Linked DNA regions of Homo sapiens: region 1 is linked to region 2. Evidence: read pairs that join two places in POLR2A ChIA-PET (ENCODE). Cell type or tissue: PC-3. All regions are shown on one strand. Links, peaks and the distances in the headings refer to the core of each region. The heading gives the core; the rest is flanking DNA. Region 1 overlaps LINC02098 (long intergenic non-protein coding RNA 2098). Region 2 has its middle 40 kb from the start of FLI1.

Region 1 (5,379 bases), core at 59-5,058, 430 kb after region 2:
CTGTTCCATTGGTCTATGTGTCTGTTTTTCTATCAGTACCATGCTGTTTTGGTCACTGTAGCCTTGTAGTGTAATCTTAAGTCTATTTGTGGGAATGTAACTTAGTTTAACCATTGTGGAAGACAGTGTGGTGACTCCTGAAAGACCTTGAACCAGAAATACCATTTGACCCTGCAATTCCATTACTGGGTATATACCCCCCAAAATATAAATCATTCTATTATAAAGATACATGCACATGTATGTTATATTGCAACATTATTCACAACAGCAAAACTATGGAATCAACCCAAATGCCCATCAATGATAGACTGGATAAAGAAAATGTGGTGGCTGGGCCCGGTGGCTCACGCCTGTAATCCCAGCACTTTGGGAGGCCGAGGTGGGTGGATCACGAGGTCAGGAGATCCAGGCCAACATGGTGAAACCCGGTCTCTACTAAAAATATGAAAAATTAGCTGGGTGTGGTGGTGCGCACCTGTAATCCCAGCTGTTCTGGAGTCTGAGGCAGGAGAATCACTTGAACCCAGGAGACAGAGGTTGCAATGAGCCGAGATTGCGCCACTGCACTCCAGCCTGGCAATAGAGCGAGACTCTGTCTCTTAAAAAAAATAAAATAAAATAAGAAAAGAAAAAGAAAATGTGGTACATGGTACATATACACCAGGGAATACTATGTAGTCGTAAAAAGGAATGAGATCATGTCCTTTGCAGGACATGGATGGAGCTGGAAGCCATTATCCTCAGCAAACTAACACAGGAGCAGAAAACCAAACATCACTTCTTCTCACTTATAAGTGGGAGCTGAACAATGTGAACACATAGACACAGGAAGGGAACAACACACACTGGGGTCTGTCGGAGGGGGAAAAGCATCAGGAAATACAGCTTATGCATGCTGGGCTTAATAACTAGGTGATGGGGTGACGGGTGCAGCAAATCACCATGGCACGCATTTACCTATGTAACAAACCTGCACATCCTGCACATGCACCCAATAACTTAAAATTTAAAAAAGAGAAAGAAATCACAGCCAGTTCTCATTTGTGCTGAGGGGAATTCAGCAGGGGTAACCAAGCAGAAGCCAGGGCTCCCTGCTGAAGCCACAGTGCAGGTGTTAAATGTTTGGTGATTGCCCTAGTAATGCACTGTGTGGAGAGGCTAAAAACTGCTTTCTCCTTTGAGATCTCCTTGATGCCTTATCTTTCCAGGCTAAGTCAATCCCCCATTTCCTCCGAAATGTGTGTGATATTCTGAAGTGGAAATACTCTGAATTCCAGTTGCAGCTAAGGGCTTACTTGAGCATAGAAGAGGTTAAGTCTTCCGACTTAGGTCTCCTTTGTGGCTATTTGAAAAAATTCAGAGATGAGGATCTCCTTGGGTTCAGGAGATTGGTTTCCCAGGGGGACACCCAGAATCAGATTCCTGCACTGAGCAGACTTTGCATGGCTTCCCATGACCTGCTGCTATCTCAAGAATTTTTAAGTACTCAGAGAATGCCTTCTTGTTTATAGTGAAAAATAATTCAAGGTTTGAGGGATTTATTACTCAAGGCTGAAGGATAAACCTCTGCATTCTTCATTTCGGACCAAGGTGGCTCTCCCTAGAGGCTCTCAGCACCCTTGTTTCTTCTGGGCCGCACACTTCTTTTTTCAATAAGCTTCCGAGGCAGATAAGAAGAGGTGACCTCTGTCTCTACCCACTCTTCTGAAAGGTGGAGTCCACAGAACAAGTCTTGCATTTATATGAAATTGAAATCATTCATTGTTTAAAAGGCATTTATTGAGCATCTGCTGTGTGCAAAATATTGTTCTTTATGTTGTGAAAAATACAAAAAATAAAAACCCAAAACAGAAAACGACCAATCAGAATACATTATCTCTTTCCTCAAGGAGACAATACAGGAGAGAGGAAAAAGATGAATAATGTTACATCTCAAGCCAAAAGCCTGGACACTACCTTGTGAACTCCAAGGGAGACATTCAAGGGTGTGGAGAAAGCCCAAACATGCGAAGGCAGAATGTATACTTTATTTATCTCTGGGGTAAACAAAGACATGGAGGCAAAGATATTTTGTAGGATAGTTCAGGCTGAGTCCACAGCACACATGTTGTGGAGTGCTGGGAAATGAGATTGAAGGTGGAAATGGTAGACTGAGGCTATGCTGTGGCATGTTTTGGATACAGAATAATACTGTCCTGCCCAAAATCAGCATTCTTTGATTGCATGAAGAAAGTGGAATTTTATGATTAATCTGGTGCAGTTAGTAGGAAATCAGAAATAGGAAACTGACGCAGCATGGTCAGTGATGATAATTTTAATACACGTATTAACTGGTTAATCTTCCTAAGTCATTTATAATATATAGGGAAGACATTGTCTACACTTTACAGATGAATACATTGAAGGTCAGAGGGGTTAAATGACTTGTTAAAAGTTACACATAAGAGCCGGGTGCGGTGGCTCACGCCTGTAATCCCAGCACTTTGGGAGGCTGAGGTGGGCGGATTGCCTGAGGTCAGGAGTTCAAGGCCAGCCTGGCCAACATGGTGAAACCCCATCTCTACTAAAAATACAAAAAACAAAAAAAATTAGCCTGGTGTGGTGGCACACGCCTGTAATCCCAGTTACTCAGGAGGCTGAGGCAGGAGAATTGCTTGAGCCCGGGAGGTGGAGGTTGCAGTGAGCTGAGTTCATGCCACTGCACTCCAGCCTGGCCTACAGAGTGGGACTCTGTCTAAAAAAACAAACAAACAAACAAACAAAAACAAAAGTTACACATAAGATAAAAGGACCAGCCTTCACTTAGACCCAAGCTTCTTTACTCTCTGTGTGTCTTTGGTATTCCAAGTCCATCTTGTTCCAGAAACAACTAATCAGACCTCTTCTAAAATGTTCTGTAAAATTTAAGTTTTTGCAAACATAAGGTGGCTCTTGATCCACAGAGGTGGGAGGTGGGCATAATTATGCAAGATATCTTTGCAGAGATTTTTTAAAAGCAGAGGAAATATATGCTGACTTTCTAAATTCCACCTTTTTATTTTTTAGGCAAGGTCTAATTCTGTCGCCGAGGCTGGAGTGCAGTTATATAGCTCTCTGTAGCCTTAACCTCCTGGGCTCAAGTTATCCTCCCACCTCAGCCTCCCGAGTAGCTGGGACCATAGGCTTGCACCGCCATGCTGGCTAACGTTTGCATTTTTTGTAGAGATGGGGCCTTAGCATGTTGCCTGGGCTGATCTCTTATTCCTGGACTCAAATGATCCTCCTGCCTTGGACTCCCAAAGTGCTGGGATTACAGGTGTGAGCCACTGTTCCCAGCCTAAATTCCACTTCTTGAATAGTCCTGTCCATTTCAGTGTCTTGTGATGAAGAGATTTTATTTGAAGACTAGTGAAAATATAGCGAAATTCATTCAGTGCTGAGATACTCCCTGCTAGTGAGTAATTTATAAAGGCAAGTTATTTTTCTTAGGCGAATAGGATGTGACTGAACAATTATTATAACACTTCTGTGTTCATAGATCCAAAGCTACAGCTTTTCTTATTGCTAGAGGTGGGATGTCACATCGTTGTAACTTGGCAACGGATAAGTTTACCAAGTTCTATTCAACATAACTTTTTTTTTTCTGGCTTCATTTATGATGCAAGGGACTGTTGGGACTCCAGGAGGAAAAAGACTTTTTATCTAGAGAAAAATTTAGCTTATTTAGAGTCAGTTCTCTCTGGGGTTTTAGGAAAAACATCCAGAGTTGCCATGATTTGCCTCTTCCAATACTTCCTGGTTGTAAAACTTTCTTTTTAAATAATCTCTCCTACTCTTCCTCTTCTCACCCTACACTGTGCCCACCATTACAGATATATGGATATAAACTCAAGGCGCACATGAGCTGCTGAGACAGGGAGAGAATTCTATTCATTTGGCAGAAGTGGATTAAGGAAGAGACAGAGGCAGTCGGTTCCTACGACACTCACCAGAGGCTTGTTTTCTGGTTTTCAGTTTCCCTTTCCTTCTTGTTTTTTTCTTGGCCCTTTCACCCCCTCACCAAAATTATTTTTGTTTCACGCCATTTTGGATATTGTTCCCTCTCTGTATTCTGGTATATTCCCAGATCAAGTCAACAGCTAAGCAAATATCTTGTAAGTCATTTTCTCCTTATTGTGAATTCCAGGGACTGAAAGACCAACATGAAAAGATTCCAGACACCAGGAAGACAGTGTCTCTACTTTTAATTCATTGTTGATTAACTTGTTCATTGAAGACCTGAATTCTGACAGTAAAAAAAATTATTCTTCTCTAATAACTATTTTCAGACATGTCCTTTTGTATCTTCCTTTCCCACTTCTCATCACAGCTCAAGCATATTTCATAGATTTGTGGTCACATTCTGGGATTGCTAAATCCATTGAAACCTCATATCTCATATGCAATACTATTTATCTGCTCTATCCAAATTCAGATTTAACTCATTGTTCAGGGATCATGTGTGTGTGTGTGTGTGTGTGTGTGTGTGTGTGTGTGTGTGTGTGTGTGTAGGGAGGGAATGTTTAATTTTCCATCATTCCTTTACTTCCTCTCTCTGCTGCTTCCGACTTCCCAGGGAGAAGGAAGGGAAAGGGATGAAGGGTTGGAGACAGGTGTATAGAAGCTGTGCTGGCTACTGCTGCACTCTCTCCTTTACAATGGTAGCTACTCCAGACAGTCTCCTGCCTTAGGAATGCACCATAAAAGAAGCAGTTATTGGTTTCCATTCTAGCCTATAAACTTTAAACCCCAGTGCATGCTTGTCATACCTGGGTGAAATTCCTCAGCTCAGCAGCAGTACTGATTTAAGCATAAGTGATTCTGCAGCTCCGCTTAATTAGGCTGGTGAATAAGTTGCCAGTCTTCTTGAGGCACTTCAACTCCATCTCTGTGGAGACCCTCTTGAAAAATCCCCACAATGGGAAGGAGAGGAGAAAGGCCAGAGCGTTTCTCTCATGCTCTTCCTACTCTAACAACTCTCATTTATGAATTCCTTTTAGATTTCTGGCCTTGCTTGGTAGAAGCTGGTTGCTTCTCCAGAAGCTACCTGGCTTGAGGGGCACAGGACTAATCCTACTATTTTTTATTAAGCCCTAGAAGGTATATGTTGTAATTCCAAGATATTATCTTTAGGAGAAAGGAGCAATTATCTATTGCCCCTTAATTTGGGGCTGATAGAAAAGGAAAATTCTATTTAATATTCTGTTTAACATTCTTGTATTCTCAGACCCAATATAATGTATGGCATATAGTAGAGGTCTATTCAATATTTATTTACTGAAGGAATGAATAAATGAATGAATAAAAGAAAGATCAAATAATTAAAACTGAAGAAAAAGGAAAATCATTCTGGTTCAA
Region 2 (5,379 bases), core at 257-5,256:
GAGATCGTGCCACTGCACTCCAGCCTGGGCGACAGAGCGAGACTCCGTCTCAAAAAAAAAAAAAATAAAAAATAAAAAAAGAGTGAGATTCCCTCTTACAAGAGGGTCTGCAACCCAGACTTCAGGAGCATCAACTTGTACTGACTGGGTAGGGAGGGTGACCCTCCTAAGGACACTGCGAAATAAGAGAAAAAGCTAAATGTGCAGCCACAGCACCCAAAGGAAGAGAGTGCGTCAGGAAAAGGAGGGTCAGAACACGCGCCTACAGCCACTGAGAGCTCAGTTCAGATGAGGACAGGGAAATTCTGTTAGAGTTGCTGGGCCTTCGGTGTAGCAAGAACTAGTTCAGAGATGTGATGGGGCAGAAACCTGGTGGTTGTGGTTTGAGGGCAGGTTAGGAGAAAAGGGAATGGAGACGGGTTTTATGAAAACCTAGGAATTTTGCTGAGAAAGGGCTAACCATGGTTCTCAACTTTTTATAATAGAATTACGTGAAGTGCTTTGAAAAAATTCCGCCTGTAATCCTAGCACTTTGGGAGGCCGAGGCGGGCAGATTGCCTGAGCTCAGGAGTTAGAGACCAGCCTGGGCAACATGATGAAACCTCGTCTGTACTAAAATGCAAATAAATAAATAAATAAATAAATAAATAAAAAATAAAAAATAAATTAGCCAGGCCTGGCAGAGTGTGCCTATAGTCCCAGCTACTCAGGAGGCTGAGGCAGGAGAATTGCTTGAACCTGGGAGGCGGGGGTTGCAGTGAGCCGAGATCGCACCACTGTACTCCAGCCTGGTGACAGAGCAAGAATCCATCTAAGAAAAAAAAAAAAAATCCCAATGCTGAGGCCTCTCTCCAGACAAATTAAATCTGAATCTCTGGGAGTTGGACCCAAGCACTGAGATATTTTAGAAAGCTCTCATGTGATTCTGACATGCACCCAAGACTGGCAATCACCAAGTTAGCAGGAGATGTGGGGTTGAAAATATACACAAACCGCAGGACGTGGTGGCTCACATCTGTAATTCCAGCACTTTGGGAGGCCAAGGCAGGTGGATCATTCAAGGTCAGGAGTTCGAGACCAGCCTGGCCAACCTGGTGAAACTCCATCTCTATTAAAAATACAAAAAAAGAAAGAAAGAAAGAAAGAAGGAAGGAAGGAAGGAAAGAAAGAAAGAAAGAAAGAAAGAAAGAAAGAAAGAAAGAAAGAAAGGAAGAAAGAAAGAGAAAAATTAGCCAGGCGGTAGTGGCGCATGCCTGTAATCCCAGCTACTGGGAAGGCTGAGACAGGATAATCACTTGAGCCTGGGAGGCGGAAGTTGCTGTGAGCCGAGATCATGCCACTGCACTTGAGTCTGGGCCACAGAGTGAGACATGGTCTGAAAAAAAAAATAAAAGAAAGAAAAAAAAAGAAAATTTACGAAAACACGTTTTAAGGATTGTAGAGATCTGAACATGCTTAATTGTTAACAGGAGAAATCTAGATGTGATAGTTGGTTTTTTAAAAAATTATTTTAATCTACATTTCGTTAATTATCCAAAGTGAAGAAAGTTGCTTTTTAAAGCATTTCCGACAGATGATATACATTTACACCATTTTTACTTTGCCACACACCCTTTTCCTTTTCCTTAGTTTTCAGTCTAGATAATGGTTCCAATATATTCATTTTTTACGCTCGGTATTTACTCTCTTAAAATCACTTCTGACATTTGCACTTAATTTTGTAACCATGGTTTAAAACAATTACTTAGGTTTAACGTTACATGGAATTTGTTTAAATGCTGCCTGCCAGGATGATGACACCTTGACACTCTCATATCTGGTTCTGAAACTCCTCACTCATTTGCTGTGTGTGTGCCAAAGGGGTACACAGCATTCTATTCTGAAGTCTTGCATAGTTGAGAATGTTTTCTTACTGTCTTCACAAGTGGAAGACAACATTGGTGAGCATATTATTTCCCTCTTATTTTCTGTTGCACTATAAGTAACGTGGTTTTCCTACCTGCATACTTCCAAGGTATTTTTCCTGTTATCCACATGCTTACAATAGAGTTCTGGAATGTGGCTACTTGTTGCTGATTTTGCCTAGGATATGGTGATGACTTTTGGTCTCAAAAACATTGCTTTCCCCTCAAAAGCGTGCAGCTGTGACTACAGTCATTGCTCTGGTTTCCATCGTTTTGGTTTATTTCTCTGGACGCCATCATGCTCACACTAGACCTTTATTCTTTGCCTTCTGTGTCTAGCATCTTTCCTCTGTTTGTTTTCACTTTGGCCCTTTCCTTTGCTTTCTAGAAGAACTTTTCAAGTCTATTTTCCAATTGCTGATTGTTTTTTCTGCAATTTCAATTCTACTTTTTCCTTCCAACATCTTAATTCTGCTATTATATTTTTTATTTGCTTGTTATCTTCCATTATCTTGCTCATATCTTTTCATCTTTTCTTTTTCTTTCTTTTCCTTTTTTTTTTTTTTTTTTTTGAGATGGAGTCTTACTCTGTCTCCCAGGCTGGAGTGCAGTGGCACGATCTCAGCTCACTGCAACCTCCACCTCATGGGTTCAAGTGATTCTCCGACCTCAGCCTCCCAAGTAGCTGGAGATACAGGTGCCTGCCGCTAAGCCCAGCTAATTTTTGTATTTTTAGTGGAGATGGCGTTTCACCATAATGGCCAGGCTGGTCTCAAACTCCTGACTTCAGGTGATCCGCCTGCCTCGGCCTCCCAAAGTGCTGGGATTACTGGCGTGAGGAGCCACCACGCCTTCTCTCTCTCTCTCTCTCTCTCTCTCTCTGTCTGTCTTTCTTTCTACCTCATATTCTGTTTTCTGCTTAGGTGTCCTATTACTATTTCAAAGATGCCATATCTCCTGACATCCTATTGAAATTACCTCTTTAGAGGTCTGATATTTCCAAGAGTCTTTAAGATGATGTGCCCTTTCTTTTTCCCTTTCTCTCTCTCTCTTGTTTTTTTATTGCATTTTTCCCCGTAAGACTCATTGCTAACCAAACACAATGGTTGCTAATATACACAGCATGTGGATTCCTGTGTGTCCTCTGGGTCCTGGAGCCTACGTTGAATCCTCTTTTCGTGTTAACAGGCACATGTCAGGTACACTCAGGGCTGAGTTAACTTCCCAGCGTCTGGCGGCTCTTCCTCCAGCTTAGTCTCCTGGCATGACAGGGCATTTTCATGCTGAAGTCTGGTGCCTACACCTCCCAGGAGGCAGTGCGCTGCTTCCGCCCGACTGTATTCCTGGCTTTTCAGGTTCTCATTAGTTGTGGAAGCAAGTCCTGATGAGGGTGTGAGGGACGGCTGGGGCACGGGCACCCTCTGGATTGAAGTGCCTGCACTGCAGAGGGAGAGCAGACTGGCATGGGAAGGTGACCAGCAGATTTGCTTCATCCCCCACGCTCTTGGCTGCTTTCGTCAGTCAAGTTCCATCAGACTCATGTTTGTGGGGAGTCTTCTCAGATTCTGTCAATATGCTTCATTTTTGGTGTTGGGAATTTTTGTCTTTTTCTGTCTTCAGAAGAATGTTAATGGAAGGGAGGCAGGGTCTTAAGTGGAGGGCTTAAACAGAGGCCGGATGCCATTTCTTGCCTTTATTTTAAGGTTTGAGTGGTGGTACCAGAGAAATAAATCTTAATCAATTAAGATAAAAGCATAAAGCTTTTGGCAAAGATGAGGAAATGGCAAGAGCCAGCCTTATGACAGGCAGCAGGTGGTTTGTGGGTGTGTAACCCTCCGGGTGGAATGAGCATTTCTTTTTGCTGCAGTCAGAAAGACTCTTACAATTCCAGACCCCTTCCACCCCCAGCTGCATAGATCTCTCCTTCCTTTGGGGATTCTGGGATTTCCTATGTCTCTTAAAAACTGTTCCTTATTTTCTATTAATACCAGGGTGTTTAAAATGTGCTTAAAAATTAGTGCTGCAGAGTCTATGGGATATTGCATCATAATAAGAAATATAGCCTGTAATCCCAGCACTTTGGGAGGCCGAGGCAGGAGGATTACTTAAGGCCAGAGAGTTTGCGACCAGACTGGGCCAAAAATGAAATGACAAATAATGATAATATTAAAAATTATATATATATATATATGTGTGTGTGTGTGTGTGTATATATATATATATATATATATTTGAGCTTTGTCGCTAGTTCCTGGCACAGAACTCCTAAAACCCTTGGACTCTCCTGAGTGGTGGGTATGAGCAGAGCCTCTTTTGTTATTTATAATAAAGCTTTCTCAGCCATATCAGATTTTATGCTAAGGAGGTGACTCTTGGAGGGTGGGAGCTGGTTCTCAGAGGAACCAACCATGTGATTAGAAGGTTGAAACTTTCAGCCCCATCCTCTGACATCTAGGGAAGGAAGAGAGACTGGAGACTGAGTTCAATCACCAATGGCCAATGCTTTAATCAATCGTGCCTAAGTAATGAAGCCTGCATGAACACACTGAACACCAGGGTCTGGAGAGCTTCCAGGTTGGTGAACAAGAACACATCCATGTTCCAGAAGAGTGGTGCACCTTAACTCCTCAAGGACAGAAGCTCCTGGGCTCAGGACCCTCTGTGGCCTCACTCAACGTATCTCTTAGTCTGGCCATTATTCATTTGTATCCTTTAAAATCTCCTTTGTAATAAATTGATAATAATAGGTAATGATAAACTTTTACTGAGTTCTTTAAGCCATTCTAGCACATTACTGAACTCAAGGAGAGGCTGTTGGGAAGCCCTGATTTATAGCTAGTCTGTCAGAAGTGCAGGAGGCCTGGACCCGTGATTGGCATCTAAAGTGGGGGCAGCCGTGTAGGACTGAGTCTGTAACTTGCAGGATCTGACATTAACTAACTCCAGGTAGGTAACGTGAAAATGGAATTGAATTATAGGAAACCTAGTGGGTATTTGGAGAACTGGGAAATAATTTGGGGTGGAATAGACCCACAATTTGGTGTCAGAAGTGTCGTGAGTATAGAAAAACAGTACTGTGCTTTTAGTCTGATTGTCTGGGAAAAAGAGTGTGCTGGCCGATTGTGACCCTGTAAAGATAGGGTGTTGATATGGTTTGTCTGTGTCCCCACCCAAAATATCATCTTGAATTATAATCCCCATAATCCCCACATGTCAAAGGAGAGACCAGGTGGAGGTAATTGAATCAGGAGGGCAGTTTCTCCTATGCTGTTCTCATGATAGTGAGTAAGTTCTCAGGAGATCCGATGGCTTTATAAGTGTTTGATAGTTCCTCCTTCGTTCATTCTCCATCCTGTAGGGTGAAGAAGGTGCCTTGCTTCCCCTTCACCTTCCACCATGATTGTAAGTTTCCTGAGGCCTCCCTAGCCATGCTGAACTGTGAGTCAATTAAACTTCTTTCCTTTATAAATCACTC

What was found. ChIA-PET counts read pairs that join two places held together with the same protein. Peaks named below come from ENCODE experiments on the same cell type or tissue, not always from the same donor. Only the 100,000 strongest peaks of a DNase experiment are listed, where the experiment ranks them.
Region 1: POLR2A ChIA-PET joins it to region 2 with 6 read pairs; 2 of 35 experiments call an interaction of 5 or more read pairs at or near these places.

Annotation. Positions count from the first base shown.
Region 1 is chr11:128,218,543-128,223,921 of GRCh38, reverse strand. All of the region lies in intron 3 of LINC02098 (long intergenic non-protein coding RNA 2098), which reads right to left. Among named protein-coding and RNA genes, the nearest start is that of LINC02098, 12 kb to the right of the region's middle. In PC-3, for the core only: no CTCF peak of the experiment used is centred there; no DNase peak of the experiment used is centred there.
Region 2 is chr11:128,651,820-128,657,198 of GRCh38, reverse strand. No RefSeq gene overlaps it. Among named protein-coding and RNA genes, the nearest start is that of FLI1, 40 kb to the left of the region's middle. RefSeq lists an enhancer at 2,777-3,277. In PC-3, for the core only: CTCF peaks have their summits at 3,135 and 3,334; a DNase peak (open chromatin) is centred at 3,098; H3K27ac peaks cover 1,586 bases.